Linked DNA regions of Homo sapiens: region 1 is linked to region 2. The links are chromatin contacts, found by Hi-C or POLR2A ChIA-PET in ENCODE. All regions are on one chromosome and are shown on one strand. Each heading gives the region's core, a stretch centred on a gene start or an enhancer-like site at or near the end of the contact. The rest is flanking DNA. Distances are from core to core; before and after follow the strand shown.

Region 1 (2,700 bases), core at 181-2,680, 140 kb after region 2:
AAACTGTACTGAATGCACTATTTACAACAGTGCTTACAAGTAGTGTCTAATGTAGATATAAATTGGGTATGATATGTTCAGAACATGTGACAGGGAATCATGTCAGGCAAAATTTACTAAAAGTTTATTGGTTAGTACAGTTGTTCTTTTGAGAACAAGAACATGACAGTTTAGAGGCAAGCTGAAATTTATTTATTTATTTATTTATTTATTTATTTATTTATTTATTTGAGACAAGTCTCGCTCTGTCTTCCAGGCTGCAGTGCAGTGGCGCGATCTTGGCCCACTGCAACCTCCGCCTCCTGGGTTCAAGTAATTCTGCCTCAGCCTTCCGGGTAGCTGGGATTACAGGCATGTCCACCACGCCCAGCTAATTTTTGTATTTCTAGTAGAGACAGGGTTTTACCATGTTGGCCAAGCTGGTCTCAAACTCCTGACCTCAAGTGATCTGCCTGCTTCGGCCTCCCAAAGTGTTGGATTACAGGTGTGACTCACTGTGCCTGGCCGGCAACCTGAGATTTAGAAAAGGAATAACTATTTCTAAGGAATTCTGAAGCACGTGTCACCAGCAGTTAGCTCTAACAAGAGATTTTTATTGATTATATGTCCAGTGTAGGAGTTCATTGGATTCTTTTAGAGAAAAAGTCTAAAAAAGAAGTACTATTGCAGGGGAGAAAAGATAATAAAAGGTTTTCAAATGGATGCCCTCGAGTAGCTGTAAAATAGCCTACATATTGTGGCAAGAGATGTGGACCTTTGGGTTTTATTTGTGATAAGTTCATAAGCTTACATCTTCTGTAAAATGTCACTTTCATACTTGGTCTATAGAATTCTCTAAAATCGACAGTAAAGAATATGCTATGGTACAGAATGTTGTCTTTGATACCAACCTTTAGATAATTTACTTAAAACTTCCTAGTATGTTTTTTAAAAAATCATTTTGGGTCCCTGTTCCTAAGCTTTTTACATTCTTTGGTGTTTGCAAGCCAGAAGGACCTCTTGGAGCTGTCAAGCTCCATTCTTCTTGCTGTACATAGAAGTAGTTTTCTTTATATTTGTCCTGAATTCACTTAGGTTTCAAGACATACCTCTCATTCTAGAATTCTAAGCACTTGGACTACAGTTCTTTAGTCATCATTAGCATTTATTATCTTAACTTTGTATTAGAAGAATCATTGTTTTAGTCTACCTGTAGCCTATTTCCACTGATTTTCTTTAGTTGTGTTATTTAAATGCAATGATTATGACCTTATAAATTATTCTAAGAGGAGATGCAGAGTGGCCTTGCAGTTCAGTACTGACCATTCTGCATGAAATCCAGCACTTACAACAATGCCAGACATAGAGTATATGTGCAATAAACGTTTGAGTTAATGAATCCCTTTAGGGCAGATTGTGGTTGTAATATTTTCAGTATTAAGTGACCAAGCATTCAGTTCTGGTAGTTTAGCTAAACATTCAGGTTTCATTTGAAGCTAATAAACAGACCACTGTGCAATCCAGGAAGACCGGTTTGTTCACTTTCCCATCCAGTAGTAATTAACTTTTGTAGTTGTGTTTATATAGAGTAAAGGTCAAAGGAAAAGGTGTATTTGAAGCAGTTACAGCAATTGGTTTGCAATAGTGAAAGATTTTCAGTATGCTAATTAAAAAGGGACAATTCAAATGGGATATTATAAAATGTAAACTGTTCTTTTTGTAAACAGCTTTATTGAGGTATAATTGGCATCCAGTAAACTGCACATTTAAAGTGTACAATTTAATCAGTTCTGACACGTACACCCATGAAACTTTCACCCCAATAAGGATGATGAACATATCCATCACCCCCCAAAATTTCTTTGTATGGCTTTGTAATCCTTCCTGCATGCTCCTTTGCCCCTGTTTCCAGGCAACCACTGATCTGCTTTCTGTCTCTGTAGATTAGTTTGCTTGTTCGAGGGTTTTGTATAAGTGGAATCATGTTGTATGTACTCTTCTTTGTTTGACTTCTTTCAGTCAGCCTAATTATTTTGAGATTTGTCCATGTTGTTGAGTACATCAATAGTTCATTTCTTCTTAGACATAGTTGGTTGTGTAGATATGCCACAATTTGTATATCTGTTCACTGTTTTTGTTGTTGTTGTTGATGTGTTTACTGTTGATGGCCATTTGGGTATTTCCAGTTTTGGGCTATTACAAATAAAATCAATCTGAACATTTATATGCAAGTCTTCGTATGGACTCTGTTATCTCTTGAGTAAATACCTAGGAGTAGGATGGATGGGTGTCTGTTTAACTTTTTTTTCAGAACTGCCAAACTGTTTCCAAGTTGTCATTTCCTTTTATATTCCCAACTGCAGTACATGAGAATTCCAGTTGCTCTGTGTCTGGAATTTGGTATGGTCAGTCTTTTCACATTATTCATTCTAATAGATGTGTAGAAGTAGCTCATCGTGGTTTTAATTTGCATTTTCCTAATGACTAATGGAGTTGAGCATATTTTCATGTACTTATTTGCCAATAGTTGGTAAAGTATCAAATCTTTTATATGTTTATTGGGTTGTTTGTTTTCTTATTATTACTGAGTTTTGAGAGTTCTTTGTATACTCTGGATATAGATTATCAGATTTATGATTTGCAATATTTTATCTCAGCCTATGACTTATCTTTTCACCCTCTTAACATTCTTTCAAAGAGCAGTTCTTAATTTTGATAAAG
Region 2 (2,742 bases), core at 52-2,551:
CCACTGCACTCCAGCCTGAGTGACAGAGACAGACTGTGTCAAAAGAGGGGGAAAAAAAGAAAGATGTAGTAGGCATCTGCACTGAAGTGAGAACTGAAAACATTGGCTGAATAAATAAGTGGTTAAGGTAAAGAAACCTGAAACGACTAACAGAACGCTAAAAATGCCTACACTTAGGAGGTGGCAAGATAGAGACAGAAAATTAGAAGAAGAAACTGAGTCATCCAGCAGCCAGAATGAAAACAGGAGGGAATTTCAAGGGAGTGACCCACAACATCAGGAGTTGAGCCGTATGAGCGCTGGCGGCCTTCAAGGCAACAATGAAGACAGCGCTGGTCATCCTGTGTGGTGTGTCCAGGAGACCTAGGGGCACACGCCCGCCTGGGGGTCTGAGGAAGCCATGGGGGGTGGTGAGGATGAAGAAAACGAGGATGGGCAGGCTGAACAGAGGGGCGATTTTGCTTGTTGGTGATCAGGATGAGGGAGCAGAGCAAAGTGGGAGAAGGAAGGCACTAGAGAGAGAACAGAGAATTAGGCAGAACCAAAATTTAGTATTGTGGGGGATGGGGGTGGAGGGAAAAAAACGAACGTGGTTTTGCTTTTCTTCCTTTCACACCTACAGAAAACCTGTTTTTGTATTGAATTGCTTCTTCTTAAAGACCAGCATCAACCTGATCATGCTCCCCACCATGTGAAACGGAATGGGCACGCCACGATAAGTAGTAATGAGCCTTTTCGGCAGCCTTCTGTTTTAACAAAAAAACGCTGCTGTTTGGCATTGAAGTTTGCTTGTGTTTAAGCTCGCGGTGGAACAGCCTAGGACCCCTCTCTGTTTGTAACCTGGCTTTATAATTTTGTTATTATTTAAAGCCTCCCTTTCAGCGATTTTTTAAAACCAAAATATATGCTGGCTAATGTCATCTGGAAACTGAAAGTCGATGTTCAGCAACTCTCACTCGCCAATCCTACAACTTGGTAAGGATTTTTATTTTGGTCGTACTGAGCTTACTGTAACTGGGGCGGCTGAGTTGCTATGGTAATTTGTTCTCAGAACAGAGCACTTTGCTGCAATGCATGGAAACAGCAGATAAATCTACTTTATGTTGACTTGATTGTGACATTAATTCTAGTTGAAACATCCTCCATGCTCCCATCAGGACTCATGTATAAGAATTTTAAATTGGAGCCAAGAAGGCATTGGCTAAAAGAATTGCAACTTCGGCTGTTTAAACCCAGGCCTTCACAATTCATGCAACTGAAGGCTGTTGGCTCACAGCCTAGAGCGCTGCCCCGGGGGCGGCTTGCAGCTGGGGGAAGGTTCATCACTGAGGCAATTATGTGGTTAATTGCTCCAGTGTGGGCTTGGGCTGAGAGTTGTGACTCATGCCGCCCTCTGTCACTAATAGATGGGGGTAGGGGGTAGAGTGGACAGGACTCAAGGACTTACTGAAAACTCAGCTGCCTTTTCCCTTTCCTCTTGCAAATAAATCTGTAACTCACTAACATCTGCCCTGGAGATGTGGGAGGAAGGTAGACCTCAACTCCAAGACTTGGTGCTCCCGGCCTCCATTGGTAGGGGTCCCCATTAAGTCCCACGTCCTGAACTACACTGGAGCCCTCGGACACTTTAAGGATCACTGCACTCCGAATTGGGGTGTATCTTCCTCCAATTCTTGCCTAACCATGACAGAGGAGAGACAAAAACTAGATGCCTGACTTCGAGCATGACTCATTATAAACAAATAGAGGACAGATTGACTTCCTCTTATCAGAGCCCGAGTCTGCGCCCCAGGACACAGCATGAGTCAGACTTGAAGTCCCAAGTCTTGTTGGGAATTTTCCCCCTGAGAAAGAGGTAGATTTTTGAGTAGAGTTCTGTTGATTTCTTGAATATTATCAGTGACCCCATGTTAAGCCCTGGGCTTCTGCATCAGGTCACATCCCTTCGAAACCAATAGAGCTTCCAGAGTAAGGATAAAAATTGGCTGTGCTCACAAAGAAACTCATTTGGAATTGATAGAAATGTTTGTAATTTTAGCGGTGATGGTTTTGCAATGTATAGATGTCAAAATCATAAAAGCATACACTCAATATGTGCAGTGTATTGTATATAAATTATACTTCAAATATTTTTTAGAAGAAACATAGTTTAGCAGGAAAAAAAAAGATGTAGTAGGCACCTGCATTGAAATGAGAACTGAAGACATTGGTTGAATAAGTAAGTGGTTAAGGTAAAGAAACCGTAAACGACTAACAGAATGCTAAAAATGCCTACACTTAGAAGAAGGGAAGATACAGACAGAATATTAGAAGAAGAAACTGAGTCATCCAGCAGCCAGAATGAAACAGGAGGGAATTTATAGGGAGTGACCCACAACACCAGGAGCTGAGCAGTATCAGCGTAGATAGCCTGGTGGCCTTTGACGCAACAATGAAGAGAGCACTGGTCATCCTGCGTGGTGGTTAATTATTATTATGATTTATCATGAAGTTCAGTGTTACCTCCTCCCTTCCCCATCCATACCGATCTATTGCTTGTATTTGGGTGCAAACACACACAGAGTACCTGCCTGAAGGGATCATGAGGTCACAGCATCCAATGCTGATCTCAGACTCCCAGAGTGTGTGTTAGTAGGTAACATTTATTTTTACTCAACTCCGTATTTCACTAGGTAAAAGGGAATGAAGGCAGTCGGGATAGGTGAAACCCAGGTTGTGACAAATTTGGAGGAGGGTGGGGGA

What was found. A loop is a pair of places that touch in the nucleus more often than their neighbours do. ChIA-PET counts read pairs that join two places held with the same protein, here RNA polymerase II (POLR2A). Pooled maps may share reads with other maps.
Region 1: a loop to region 2 is called in a pooled map, with 4 times the contacts of the local background. The contact joins two enhancer-like sites. A Hi-C loop is called at or near these places in 2 of 168 maps with a recorded cell type or tissue (Calu3 and ascending aorta) and 4 of 50 pooled maps. POLR2A ChIA-PET finds 5 or more read pairs at or near these places in 3 of 52 experiments (MCF 10A, OCI-LY7 and PC-9).

Annotation. Positions count from the first base shown.
Region 1 is chr16:14,095,866-14,098,565 of GRCh38, forward strand. The region is part of intron 2 of MRTFB (myocardin related transcription factor B); the gene reads left to right. Among named protein-coding and RNA genes, the nearest start is that of MRTFB, 26 kb to the left of the region's middle. Within about 2 kb of position 1,431, at least 9 of the 41 ENCODE cell types and tissues checked have a DNase peak (open chromatin) inside an H3K27ac peak, as active enhancers do; they include PC-9, where a contact is called at or near this core.
Region 2 is chr16:13,956,215-13,958,956 of GRCh38, forward strand. No RefSeq gene overlaps it. Among named protein-coding and RNA genes, the nearest start is that of ERCC4, 37 kb to the left of the region's middle. RefSeq lists silencers at 1-5, 1,246-1,295, 1,316-1,375 and enhancers at 463-1,662, 1,476-1,595. Within about 2 kb of position 1,302, at least 34 of the 41 ENCODE cell types and tissues checked have a DNase peak (open chromatin) inside an H3K27ac peak, as active enhancers do; they include PC-9, where a contact is called at or near this core.